Linked DNA regions of Homo sapiens: region 1 is linked to region 2. Evidence: read pairs that join two places in POLR2A ChIA-PET (ENCODE). Cell type or tissue: HCT116. All regions are shown on one strand. Links, peaks and the distances in the headings refer to the core of each region. The heading gives the core; the rest is flanking DNA.

Region 1 (6,816 bases), core at 1,266-5,265, 110 kb before region 2:
TCCATGCTGACTTTTGGGGTTTCCACGTTGGGCAGATCTCACGTGGGGAAGAAGAGAGGGCTGTCTGGGCACCCCTCCCCCCCATGTCCAGCATCCGCAAGATGCCAGCAGGTTGGGGAGGAGGGGTGGGAGGGAGGAGGGGTGAGAGCTGGACCGGTTCCCCCTTGAGGAAATTAGCAATGGGAAGTGTATTTCCTCCTCTGGCTGCCGGAAGTGTCTCCTGCCCGGGTACCCGAGTTAGGTCAGCAGAGCCCTGGGGGTCGATAGAAAGTGGGGCAAAGGGGACTTCTAGCCCTCGGTGGGTGTCTCCTGCCATGAAGAACCGGTTTATTTCTTGTCTCAGCCCCCTAGTCCCCGTGGAATAATAATAATCGTTCAAATACTGCATGTTACGGAGCTGATATCGCATTCTAGCAAGGACGTTCCGGTCTGTGATGTGATGACTATAAAGCCTGTGCCCCCTTTTACAGAAGGGAGAAACTGAGGCTCCTGGAGACCTAATTCTCTAAATGTCACAGGAGGAAGGGAGAGACTAGGGGCAGAGAGATGGGGAGAGAGAGGGCAGAGGAGAGGGGAGGGAGGTTATTTTGAGTGACTTGGTCTGGGTGGGAGGTTTCAAGTGGAAGGGAGGGACTGGATCACACTGTTCCAGCCTGGAGTACGCCCCCACCCATCCCATCTCCACAGGACCCACAAGCTTCTGCCCAAGAGTCTGGGGTGGGGGAGGCAGCTCTGCCGCTGAGGACCCCACAGGGGGCAGGACTTACTGAGCACGACTCAGCCCTGACCTTTCAAAGTCAATTAAGAAGCGGATAGATCTTGCCCTTTCCAGCTCTCCCCTGACCACCTCTTCCCCTGGGAATGGACTCCTCTCCCTCCCTTCCCCCTCCTCCCCATGCCCTTGTTTGAGCCTGGGGTGGGGTGGGGCAGCCTCATGGGCAGAGAGTATGTTTTTACTCCATGCCTCTGGCCTCTGCAAAGCTTCTGGAATGGTTTTTGCCATTGGCAAATGGCTCTGTGCTCCCTGACCATGACCTTGGTAATTTATTGAGCACCTACTGTATGCTGGGCCTGTCCTGGATGCTGGGGATACAGCAGTCAACAAGGCACACAAAGTCTCTGCCCTCCTGGACAACCTATTCTAGGCAGACAGACACAAACAAAACAGGGTGATGTGAGGAGAGGGTCCTGGGGCAGGGGAGAGTCGGGGACTGAATGGAGAGGGACTCCCGAGGAAGTGAAGGAGGGAACGGAGCTACTCAGACTATCTGAAGGAAGAGCAGTGGCTCACATCTGTAATCCCAGCACTTTGAGAGGCCAAGGTGGGTGGATCACTGGAGAACAGGAGTTCGAGACCAACCTGGCCAACATGGTAAAACCCCATCTCTACTAAAAATACAAAAATTAGCTGGGCATGGTGGTGCACACCTGTAATCCCAACTACTCAGGAAGCCAAGGCAGGAGACTCACTTGAACCCAGGTGGCGGAGGTTTCAGTGAGCCGAGATCGTGCCACTGCACTCCAGCCTGGGCGACAGAGTAAGATTCTGTCTCCAAAAAAAAAAAAGAGCATTCCAGACTGAGAGTATGGTAAGTGTGCAAAGGTTTGAGGCTGGAAAGAAGGTCACTCACTGGCCTTGAGACTGCTGAGGCAGGAAGGAGAGGTGAGTGAGATTGGCTAGGCTGCCCCAGCAGGTCAGACAGAACCTTGTGACTCCGGATGAGGAGTCTGGATTTTACCGCAAGTCCATTCAGAAGCCATTGGAGGGTTTCAAGCAGGGAAGTAACAAGAACTAGGCTGCATGTGGTGGCTCATGCCTGTAATCCCAGCACTTTGGGAGGCCAAGGCAGGAAGATCTTTTGAGCCCAGGAGTTGGAGACCGGCCTGGGCAACATGGGGAAACCCCATCTCCACAAAAAATAGAACGATTAGCCAGGTGTGGTGGCACACACCTGTAGTCCCAGCCACTTACGAGGCTGAGGTGGGAGGATGGCTTGAGCCCATGAGGTCAAGACTGCAGTGAGTCAAGATTGCACTACTGCATGACAGAGTGAGACCCTGTCTCAAAAAAAAGAAAGAAAGAAAGAAAAGAAAAGAAGAAAAGAAAGAGCTGATTTTCATGATAGAAAGATCTTGCCCGGGCGCGGTGGCTCACGCCTGTAATCCCAGCACTTTGGGAGGCCAAGGTGGGTGGATCACCTGAGGTCAGGAGTTCGAGACCAGCCTCACCAACATGGAGAAACCCTGTCTCTACTAAAAATACAAAATTAGCTGAGCGTGGTGACGCATGCCTGTAATCCCAGCTACTCCAGAGGAAGAGGCAGGAGAATCACTTGAACCCGGGAGGTAGAGGTTGTGGTGAGCCAAGATTGGGACATTGCACTCCAGCCTAGGTGACAAGAGTGAAACTCTCCATCTCAAAAAAAAAAAAAAAAAGAAGAAAAGAAAAGAAAGATCTTTCTGGCTGCCATATGGGAAGTGATTTGAAGGAAGCCAGAGTAGCCCAGAAAAGCAATGGTGATGCTACTGCAATGATCCCAGCGAGTGATGACGCTGATGCTGACGCAGAGTGGACAGTGGCAGGCGTTTGAGAGAGACGCACACAGATTCAGGAAGCACTGGGGAGGTGGAGCCCAGAGGACTTTCCCATGGAAAGATGCTCTGGCATCTGGGAGGCTCCCATGGACCTCCTTCCGTCCCCTCTCTGGGGATTGGTTTCCTCATTTGTCAATAGACTCCACCTTAAACTCCATTTTTAACATGTTTTAAAAGTGCATCCTGGGGATTCTTCAGAGGTGGCCTCTCCACCCCCACCTTGTTTCACCAGAGCAGCTAGCAGCTCACCCTTTTCACTGTTTTAGATTGGTTTCTGGTTAAGATCTTGTTGGGGGAAAAAAAAAAAAAGCCAGGTTTCACGTCCAAAAGAACTAAACCAAAAGACCCCTGGATGGAATGGCTCCTGAAGCTGCCTGTGACTCTGGACTTGGCTCTGCTTCTCTGCGGGGTTGATGATAGTCAGGGGCTTGGTCCATGAATATCCTTTGCCCTGTGTATGCAGATCTTCCCAGAACAAAGTGGGTGACAGGCTCAAGGTTCTCACTCAGGAAAATTGCGGGGGAAAGGGCAGAGACAGTGAAGAGAGTGGTCCCTGAGGGAGGAGACTGCTGGCGCTAACCCCAGGGCTTCCCCATGCTCCCTGATCTTGATCTTGACCTTGACTGTTCCCAGCAGCTCCTGGCTCTCCCCTTTCCCTTACTCCTCTGCAGCTTTGGTTCCCAGTCCCCACTGGCAGCCCAGGGCCCTTTTCTGTCCAGTTATTTTTTATTTATTTATTTATTTATTTATTTATTTATTTATTTATTTAGAGATGGAGTTCGCTCTTGTTGCCCAGGCTGTAGTGCAATGGCACCATCTCAGCTCACTGCAACCTCTGCCTCCCGGGTTCAAGCAATTCTCCCACCTCAGCCTCCCAAGTAGCTGGGATTACAGGCATGTGCCGCCACACCTAGCTTATTTTGTATTTTTAGTAGAGACAGGGCTTCTCCATGTTGGTCAGGCTGGTCTCGAACTCCCGACCTCAGGTGATCCTCCCGCCTTGGCCTCCCAAAGTGCTGGGATTACAGGCGTGAGCCACCGTGCCTGGACTTCTTTTTTTTGAGATGGAGTTCCTCTCTTGTCTCCCAGGCTGGAGTGCAGTGATGCTATCTCAGCTCACTGCAACCTCTGCCTCCTGGGCTCAAGCAATCCTCTCGCCTCAGCATCCCGAGTAGCTGGGATTACAGGTATGTGCCACCACGCCCAGCTAATTTTTGTATTTTTAGTAGAGACAGGGTTTCACCATGTTGGCCAGGCTGATCTTGAACTCCTGACCTCAGGCGATCCTCCCGCCTTGGCCTCCCAAAGTGCTGGGATTACAGGCATGAGCCACTGTGCCTGGCCTGTCCAGTTATTCTGGGGTGGAAACTGAAGCACAGGCTGGAGATGAGGACTGAGAGCAGAGATGGCTGCACTCTAGACATCAGGACCTTGGACAGGTCTTGGAACAGCTCTGTGCCTCAGTTTGTCAAAGAGAAAGAACAACTACTTTCCTCATAGGAGTCTTGAAAATTTCAAAGAAGTAATATCCATAAATTGGCCGGGCATGGTGGCTCACTCCTATAATCCTAGCATTTTGGGAGGCCAAGGTGGGAGGATCTCTTTTTTTTTTTTTTTTTTTTTGAGACGGAGTCTGGCTCTGTCACCCCCGCTGGAGTGCAATGGCGTGATCTCAGCTCACTGCAACCTTCGCCTCCCAGGTTCAAGCGATTATCCTGCCTCAGCCTCCTGAGTAGCTGGGACTACAGGTGTGCGCCACCATGCCCAGCTAATTTTTGTATTTTTAGTAGAGACAGGGTTTCACCATTTTGGCCAGGATGGTTTTGATCTCTTGACCTCATGATCCGCCCGCCTCAGCCTCCCAAAGTGCTGCGATTACAGGGAAGGATCTCTTGAGCTCAGGAGTTCAAGAGACCAGCCTGGGCAACACAGGAAGACCTGCATCTATTTTATATATATATATATATATATATATATATATTTTTTTTTTTTTTTTTTAAGCCAGGCATGGTGGTGCATGCCTGTGTTCCCAGCTACTTGGGAGGCTGAGGCAGGAGGATCACTGGAAGCCCAGGAGGTTGAGGCTGCTGTGAGCTGTGATCGTGCTACTGCATTCTAGTCTGGACAAAAGAGCAAGACCCTGTCTCAAAAAATAAATAAATAAAAAGAAATAATATGCATAAAAATGCCTGGAATGGGATCTGCTATGTAGTAGGGCTCAATTAACGTTTGCTGTTATTATCCTTGTTGACAAGAATGGGATTCTTGGGTAAGGAGTGGGAGGCTGGCCCCAGCCCTGGCCCTATTGCTGCCATGCTGTGCATCCTTAGGGAGGTGACTCAGCCTCTCTGGGCCCCTTCTCCCTGTCTGTGACATGATAGAGTTAGACTAGTCTGGCATTTCCTGAAGCATGATATGATACCTGTGCCAGTTTTACAGGAATTCTGCAGGAAAATGCTAAAATCTGAGTTGGGTCATTTTTTTCCCTTTTTCTCTTTCTTTCTTTCCTTTTTTTTTTCTTTTTTTTCTTTTCTTCTTTTTTTTTTGAGACAGAGTTTTACTCTTTTGCCCAGGCTGGAGTGCAGTGGTGCGATCTCAGCTCACTGCAACCTCCGCCTTTTGGTTTCAAGCAATTCTCCTGCCTCAGCCTCCTGTGTAGCTGGGATTACAGGCACGTGCCACCACATCCAGCTAATTTTTGTATTTTTAGTAGAGATGGGGTTTCACCATGTTGGCCAGGCTGTTCTTGAACTCCTGACCTCGTGATCTGCCTGCCTCGGCCTCCCAAAGTTCTGGGATTACAGGTGCGAGCCACCACACCCTACCTTTTTTTTTTTTTTTTTTTTTGAGACAGGGTCTCACTCTGTTGCCCAAGCTGGAGTGCCGTGGTGTGATTATAGCTCACTACAGCCTGAATCCCCTGGGATCAAGTGATCCTCCTACCTCAGCCTCCCCAGTAGCTGTGACTACAGGTATGTACCACCACACCTGGCTAATATTTTTATTTTTATTTTTTGTAGAGACTGGGTCTCACTGCATTGCCCAGGCTGGTCTTGAACTCCTAGGCTCAAGCGAACCTCCCACCTCGGCCTCCCAAAGTGTTGAGATTACAGGCATGAGCCACTGCACCCGGCCTGAGTTGGGTCTTTATTCTAATATCTGTCAGGGGAAAATATGCCTGACACCTCAAATCTGTGTTTTCAGAGAGTGGTTGCTTAGGATGGGGCTGAAGTAGGCATTGTTGGGGTGTCCAGTCTCTGCAGTTCACAGCAATTATGGTGAGGAGTGTGGGGAGAAGAAGGTTGGAGTGTCCATGACTCCCTCACTGCTGTCCTCTCTCCCAACAGGCACTGCAGTCAGCGGTGAACTGACTTCATCCCAATCCCTCAGCCCCCACCAGGACCAGTCTGGAGTCCCTCCCCTGCCCCCATTGAAATTTCCCTTCCGTCCCCAAACTTACCTCTGATCTAGACCTTACTCACCTCCTTCCTGTTTCCTAAGACTCCTTCCTGCCGTCCACAGACCGAGCCTTTTATCTTTGTCCACCCTGTGCCAGACACCTCCTTTTCCAGAACCTTCTCCTTACTGGTGACCTTACTTATCTCTGTTGCTTTCTGGGGTCCTAGGAAATGCCAGCACTCCCACCCACATTGCCTGAACTTTCCAACACTCCCTAACTGCGCTGTGTCCTATCTCAACACTTTCTCATGTATTTCTTGTGTCTTCTAGAACATTCCCCCGCCATTATTACTTCAATATGGCTACACATACTTCCTAATTGCCCTGCAAACCATCTCCTTCTCACCATTGCCCAGCGATGCTTTCGTCTCCTCCATAAACACTCCCGGAGACCAATTTTTGTGTCACCCCCATACTCCCTCGTTGACACACTGACTCCATACATAACCTCCTTGAAAAACCTCTTTATTAATCTCACCATCCTCCAGACTTCCCTCCTGTCATAATTCCATCCCTCCTCCAACTTTTCCCTCTCAAGCTCTGCCCTTCCCAGCCCAGCCCAGCCTACCCAACCTCATCTCTTCCCTGTAGACCACATCCCACCATGTTCCCCTGAGCCTCCAAGGAAGGGGCTCAGGGGGCCCCATGGCCTCCCGCTCCCTGTGGCCCCACAGCCCCCGTGGGCCAGGGGAAGCGCCCCAGAAGCCGAAGTGCCCACCATGGGCAACCACACGTGGGAGGGCTGCCACGTGGACTCGCGCG
Region 2 (6,816 bases), core at 1,663-5,662:
CTTCCTGGTAGAAGACCTCGTGGATTCCCTCAAGGTGGCCTGGAGCTCTCAGCCCCTCCTGGGTTCCCCCATTCACCTCTGCATGGCTAGGGGGTGGGAGGGCGACTGTTGGGTAAATTCACAGCATGAGAGGGAATTCCCGGTGGGCTCTGCTGACCCTGACCTTCACCCCCAGCTGGCCCTCCTCTTCTACATCTTGACCTTCGTGGGTGCCATCTTCAATGGTTTGACTCTTCTCATTCTGGGTGAGCTGGGAAGGCCGTAAGGGGCAAATGGGGACTTGGAGTCTGGTGGGGGACAGGGCTCCAGATGGAACTGTTCATCTCTTGGGAACACCCTGACGCCCCCATCTCTGTACCCACAGGAGTGATTGGTCTATTCACCATCCCCCTGCTGTACCGGCAGCACCAGGTGAGTGTGACACCCTCAGTTGTCAGCACCCCAGCTAAACATGGGGGTCTGACCATCTCCTTCCAGAACCGGGGTCCCATTGACAGATGTCCCGGCCAGACACAGGTGTCCTGGCTGCAGCACCTTCCCAATACAACCAGAGTCTAAGTAACATGTCTTATCAGCATCAGCCAGGGACAGGCTTTTTGTTTGTTTTTGTTTTGTTTTGGGTTTTCTTTGAGACAGAGTCTTGCTCTGTTGCCCAGGCTGGAGTGCAGTGGTGTGATCTCGGCTCACTGCAACCTCCGTTTCCTGGGCTCAAGCAAGTCTCCTGCCTCAATCTCTGAGTAGCTGGGATTACAGGCATATGGCCACCGTGCCCGGCTAATTTTTGTATTTTTAGCAGAGACGGAGTTTTGCCATGCTGGCCAGGCTGGTCTCAAACTCCTAACCTCAAGTGATCTGCCCACCTTGGCCTCCCAAAGTGCTGGGATTACAGGCGTGAGCCACTGTGCCTAGCCTTTGCTGCCTTTTTTTTTTTTTTTTTTTGAGATGGAGTCTCGCTCTGTTGCCCAGACTGGAGTGCAGTGGCACGATCTTGGCTCACTGCAGCCTCTGCCTCCCAGGTTCAAGCGATTCTCCTGCCTCAGCTTCCCGAGTAGCTGGGATCACAGGTGCCTGCCACCATGCCTGGCTAATTTTTTGTATTTTTAGTAGAGACCGGGTTTCACCATGCTGGCCAGGCTGGTCTCCAACTCCCGACCTCAGGTGATCTGCCCGCGTTGGCCTCCCAAAGTGCTGAGATTGGCCTTCACTCTTGATTTTAACTGACATGTCAGTTAAATGCTACTGCATTCCAGCCTGGGTGACAGAGCAAGAGTCTGTCTCAAAAAAAAAAAAAAAAAAAACCAAAAAATAAAAAATAAAAACATAAAAATAAAATCAAGAGTGGGATGGCTGTTGCCCACAAGACTGACATTAGCAGGACTGCTGACATCCATCCTATCCAGAGACAGGCGGATGGACTGACAGCCCCTTCTCCAGCACAGCTGGGAGCCACATGATAATATGCCCTGCCAGTTAGTCCTAACTCTGTCCTTCACAGGCTGGAATCACCAAGACTCACAATTAAACTGTATTTAAATCAGGCCAGGCACAGTGGCTCACAACTGTAATCCCGGCACTTTGGGAGGTTGAGACAGGAGAATTGCTTGAGGCCAGAAGTTCAAGACCAGCCTCGGCAACATAGTAAGACCCCCATCTCTACAAAAAGGTTAAAAACTAGCCAGGTGTGGTGGCACACACCTATAGTCCCAGTTACTCTGAAAGCTGAAGCAAGAGGATGAGTTGAACCCTAGGAGGTAGAGGCTGCAGTGAGCTGTGATCATGCCACTGCACTCCAGCCTGGGCAACAGAGCAAGACCCTATCTAAAAAAAAAAAAAAAAAAAAAAAAAAAAAGGCTGGGCATGGTGGCTCACGCTTGTGATCCCAGCTTTGGGAGGCTGAGGCAGGCGGATCACTTGAGGTCAGGAGTTCGAGACCAGCCTGGCCAACATGGTAAAACCCTGTCTGTATTAAAAATCCAAAAATTAGCAAGGCTTGGTGGTGTCCACCTGTAATCCCAGCTACTCGGGAGGCTGAGGCAGGAGAATCGCTTGAACCCGGGAGGCAGTGGTGGCAGTGAGCTGAGATTGCACCACTGCAGTCCAGCCTGGGCCACAGAACAAGACTCCGTCTCAGGAAAAAAAAAAAAAGAAAGAAAGAAAAAGAAAAAAAAAAGAACAAGAAAAAAATAAATAAATAATCCAAAAATTAGCCGGGCATGTTGGTGCACACCTGTAATCCCAGCTATTCGGGAGGCTGAGGCAGGAGAATCGCTTGAACTCAGGAGGCTGAGGTTGCAGAGAACCGAGATCATGCCACTGCACTCCAGGCTGGGTGACAGAGCGAGACCCTGTCTCAAAAAAATAAATACAAATAAATAAATAATTTTTTAAAAAACACGAGTATATAAATCAATCCACTCAGGGACTCGGTGACCAATGCCAGTGCCTTCTGTTCTCACCCTACCCCACAACACACACGTATGCAAACTCACTCAAAGATTAACCATCGTGCCCAGGACACGGCCTCACTGCCAGATACTTGTGCGTTCCACCTGACATCACTCTCCATACAGAGTATGGCCCAACTCACTGACCCTATAACTGGCATCTCTGGCATCTAATGTATTCTATGAAGTTTAGAGCCGGGGGTGGCGTGGTGGGCCACTCTTCACAACTCCTAATTTGGAGGTTGGGGAGGAAGCAGCCTCCTATGTGACTAAAGAGAAGAAACCCCTCCAATCCCTTCTTTCACCTTTCTTTGGTCTCCCCAGGCTCAGATCGACCAATATGTGGGGTTGGTGACCAATCAGTTGAGCCACATCAAAGCTAAGTAAGAGCATGGGGCGGAGGTCGATGGGAGGGGGAAGTGGGGGAGCTTGGGAACCTTTCCTTTCTACTCTCGCTGTCCGCAAATCTCCTGGGGTAATGTCCCCTTGAAAAGGCTGAGGAGGCAATTCCAATGTAGGCCACTAGGTGGAGGGCAGGAGCTGGCTTCGGGCTCTTGGTCAGTTTCCCACCCAGCTTTCCCCGTTGTCCCCAGATGCCCACCCCGCGTCTCTTGCCCCACCTCGTGATCCCACCTGTTTCTCCTTCAGGATCCGAGCTAAAATCCCAGGGACCGGAGCCCTGGCCTCTGCAGCAGCCGCAGTCTCCGGATCCAAAGCCAAAGCCGAATGAGAACGGTGTCTCTGCCCGCAGGACGCCTGCCCCCAGCCCCCGCAGCCCTCTGGCCCCCTCCATCTCTTGTCCGTTCCCACCCACCCCCCTCCTCGGCCCGAGCCTTTTCCCGGTGGGTGTCAGGATCACTCCCACTAGGGACTCTGCGCTAATTACCTGAGCGACCAGGACTACATTTCCCAAGAGGCTCTGCTCCAGGAGTCCAGGAAAGACGAGGCACCTTGGCCGCGGGGCCTGCTGGGACTTGTAGTTGCCTAGACAGGGCACCACCCTGCACTTCCGGACCCGCCGCTGGAGGCGCCGTGAGGCGTTGGTGTCTCCTGGATGCTACTAGCCCCAACGCCGGGGCTTTGCATGGGGCCCAGGGGAGGCCTGAGCTTGGATTTACACTGTAATAAAGACTCCTGTGGAAAACCCGAGGCCTCTTGTGCTTCCAGAACCCTCCAGTTGTTCACCTTTCTGCACTGAAAGGCACTTAAGTGACACTCCAGGAGAACCTTCCCCATCTCTGGAGAAGGAGCTCCCTCTGCCATCTGTGTAGGTTATGAAATGATTGAGGGGAGGCCGGGCGCAGTGGCTCACGCCTGTAATCCCAGCACTTTGGGAGGCCGAGGAGGGCGGATCACTTGAGACCAGAAGTTCAAGACCAGCCTGGCCAACATGGTGAAACCTCATCTCTACTAAAAATACAAAATTTAGCCGGGTGTGGTGGTGCATGCCTGTAATCACAGCTACTCGGGAGGCTGAGGCATGAGAGTCGCTTGAATCTGGGAGATGGAGGTTGTAGTGAGCCAAGATTGCGCCACTGCACTCCAGCCTCGGCGACAGAGCGAGATTCTGTCTCAAAAAAAAAAAAAAGAAAGAAATGATTGAGGGGAAGATGCTGACAGACCACCCATTCCAGGGTTAGCCAAGCCTTGGCAGCCACTTCCCATGCCTGTGCTCAAGGCAGACATCACTAATGGATCCCACACCCTGCCTACTGTGCAGCCACCTCAACTGAGCCCAAACCCACGTGTCCAACGGCCTCTGGATGCCCCTTCCACCCTAAATCTAACCAAACGTCTTCTTCATCCTACCTGATTTCCAACTCAGAGATGTTTTCACTGCCCACGGTGTCACCAGGCCAGACACCCAGGTATGGCTCTGGACTTCTACACACTCACCTCCCACAAACAATCAGTCACAATGCTGTGTCTATCCTGCCTCACAAACTTCTCTCATCCACCCACGTCTCCCCACCCTGATTGCCTCGGGAACAAATACAGGGCCTCCCTGGACTTCCAGTTTCAACACTAATCTGAGGCCTGGCATGATGACTCACATCTGTGATCCCAACACTTCGGGAGGCCAATGTGGGAAGATCACTTGAGGCCAAAAGTTCGAGACCACCCTGAGCAACATAACAAGACCCCCGTCTCTAAAAAAAAAAAAAATTTATCCGGGCGTGGTGGTGCATGCCTGTAGTCCCAGGTACTTGGGAGGCTAAGACAGGAAAATTGCTTGAGGCCAGGAGTTCGAGGTTACAGAGAGCTATGATCACACCACTGCACTTCAGCCTGAGTTACAGAGGGAGACCCTGTCTCTAAACAAAAACAAAAACAAAACACAAAAAAACTACATACTGGGCGTAGTGGCTCACGCCTGTAATCCCAGCACTTTGGGAGGCCAAGGTGGGCAGATCACTGAGGTCAGGAGTTCCAGACCAGCCTGACCAACATGATGAAACTCCATCTCTACTAAAAATACAAAAATTAGCTGGGTGTGGCGGCGCATACCTGTAATCCCAGCTACTCGGGAGCCTGAGGCAGGAGAATCACTTGAACCCAGGAGGCAGAGGTTGCAGTGAGCCAGGATCATGCCGCTGCACTCCAGCCTGGGCAACAGGGCGAGACTCTATCAAAAAACAGCAACAACAAGAACAACAACAAAAAAGACAACTAAACTCGGAAAGGATGAAGCAAAGGGACCCGTGGGGAGACTGGGAGAACACTGAGGTCTAAAGATCCACAGACTTGGGTTTGAATCCTGGCTCTACTACCCCTTCGCTGTATGACCTTGAGCATATGACTTCATCTCTCAAAGCCTCAGTTTCCTCAAATGGAAAACTTATTAGGCCGGGCACGATGGCTCACGTCTGCAATCCCAGCACTTTGGAAGGCCAAGGAGGGAGGATCACTTAAGGCCAGGAGTTCGAGACAAGTTTGGGCAACATAGACCTCATCTCTACAAAAAAATTAAGTAAGAAAAAAAGAGGCCAGGTGCAGTGGCTCACACCTGTAATCCCAGCCTTTGGGAGGCCAAGGAAGGTGGATCACCTGAGGTCAGGAGTTCAAGACAAGCCTCGCCAACATGGTAAAACCTCGTCCCTACTAAAAATACCGGATGTGGTGGTGGGCACCTGTAAGACCAGCTACACGGGAGGCTGAGGCAGGAGAATCACTTGAACTAAGGAGGTGGAGGTTGTAGTGAGCTGAGATTGTGTCACTGCACTCCAGACAGGGCGACAGAGCAAGACCCTGTTTCAAAAAAAAAGAAAAGAAAAAGAAGAAAACTGTCAACCATAACTATACCTACATGTAAAGCCCTTGGCATTGGGCCTGGCATATAATAAATGCACAGTAAGGAGTTATAATATTGTTTCCCAAACCTCAGTCATTCCCCACATGACCTTCATCTTTCTACAACCTGTTCTGCTATTTATCTAATATTTTTCTTGAAAATTGGTTTAATATTTAATAATATAATAACAAATGTATTTTAAGAAGAAAGGTTACCTTGCCACCAGAAACCAGTATTGCTTGCCAGAAATAGAAGACAATAGTAAAAATAAACACAAAAATATTGACGTTTAAAATGTTTGTGCAGCCAGGCGCAGTGGCTCACGCCTGTAATCTCAGCACTTTAGGAGGCCAAGGCACGTGGATCACCTGAGGTCGGGAGTTGGAGACCAGCCTGACCAACATGGAGAAACCATGTCTCTACTAAAAATACAAAATTGGCCGGGCGTGGTGGTGCATGCCTGTAATCCCAGCTACTTGGGAGGCTGAGGCAGGAAAATCGCTTGAACCCGGGAGGCGGAAGTTGCAGTGAGCCGAGATCACACCACTGCACTCCAGCCTGAGCAACAAGAGGGAAACTCCATCTCAAAAAAAAGCCGGGCTCGGTGGCTTACGCCTGTAATCCCAGCACTTTGGGAGGCCGAGGCGGGCAGATCATGAGGTCAGGAGATCGAGACCATCCTGGCTAACACGGTGAAACCCCGTCTCTACTAAAAATACAAAAAAATTAGCCGGGAGTGGTGGCGGGCGCCTGTAGTTCCAGCTACTAGGGAGGCTGAGGCAGGAGAATGGCGTGAACCTGGGAGGCAGAGCTTGCAGTGAGCCAAGATCGCGCCACTACACTCCAGCCTGGGCGACAGAGCGAGACTGCGTCTCAAAACAAAAAACCAAAAAAAAGAAACAAAAAAAAAAAAAACTCACTTGTTCGTCATACACACGTCACATATTAGGAGACAGATAACGGTGTTCCAAGGAGTCCTTACATCCTCAGAATTTGTATACAGAGGTGCCTAGCAGCAACTATCTAATTAAAACAAAGAGGGTTTAGGGGATATATCTTGAATCTGGATTTGCCAAGCAG

What was found. Peaks named below come from ENCODE experiments on the same cell type or tissue, not always from the same donor. Only the 100,000 strongest peaks of a DNase experiment are listed, where the experiment ranks them.
Region 1: POLR2A ChIA-PET joins it to region 2 with 5 read pairs; 11 of 35 experiments call an interaction of 5 or more read pairs at or near these places.

What each region holds. Positions count from the first base shown.
Region 1 is chr19:45,591,824-45,598,639 of GRCh38, reverse strand. It overlaps GPR4 (G protein-coupled receptor 4), which reads left to right. Exons shown (of 2, transcript NM_005282.3): 2 at 5,943-6,816. The coding sequence starts at 6,774. Among named protein-coding and RNA genes, the nearest start is that of GPR4, 7.0 kb to the left of the region's middle. RefSeq lists enhancers at 1-626, 627-1,264. In HCT116, for the core only: no CTCF peak of the experiment used is centred there; no DNase peak of the experiment used is centred there; H3K27me3 peaks cover 59 bases.
Region 2 is chr19:45,482,066-45,488,881 of GRCh38, reverse strand. RTN2 (reticulon 2) reads left to right here. Exons shown (of 11, transcript NM_005619.5): 7 at 1-34; 8 at 176-245; 9 at 365-411; 10 at 2,769-2,827; 11 at 3,093-3,588. The coding sequence ends at 3,174. Among named protein-coding and RNA genes, the nearest start is that of TRU-TCA1-1, 6.8 kb to the right of the region's middle. In HCT116, for the core only: CTCF peaks have their summits at 2,956 (motif pointing right) and 3,474; DNase peaks (open chromatin) are centred at 2,961 and 3,401; H3K4me3 peaks cover 1,150 bases; H3K27ac peaks cover 2,099 bases.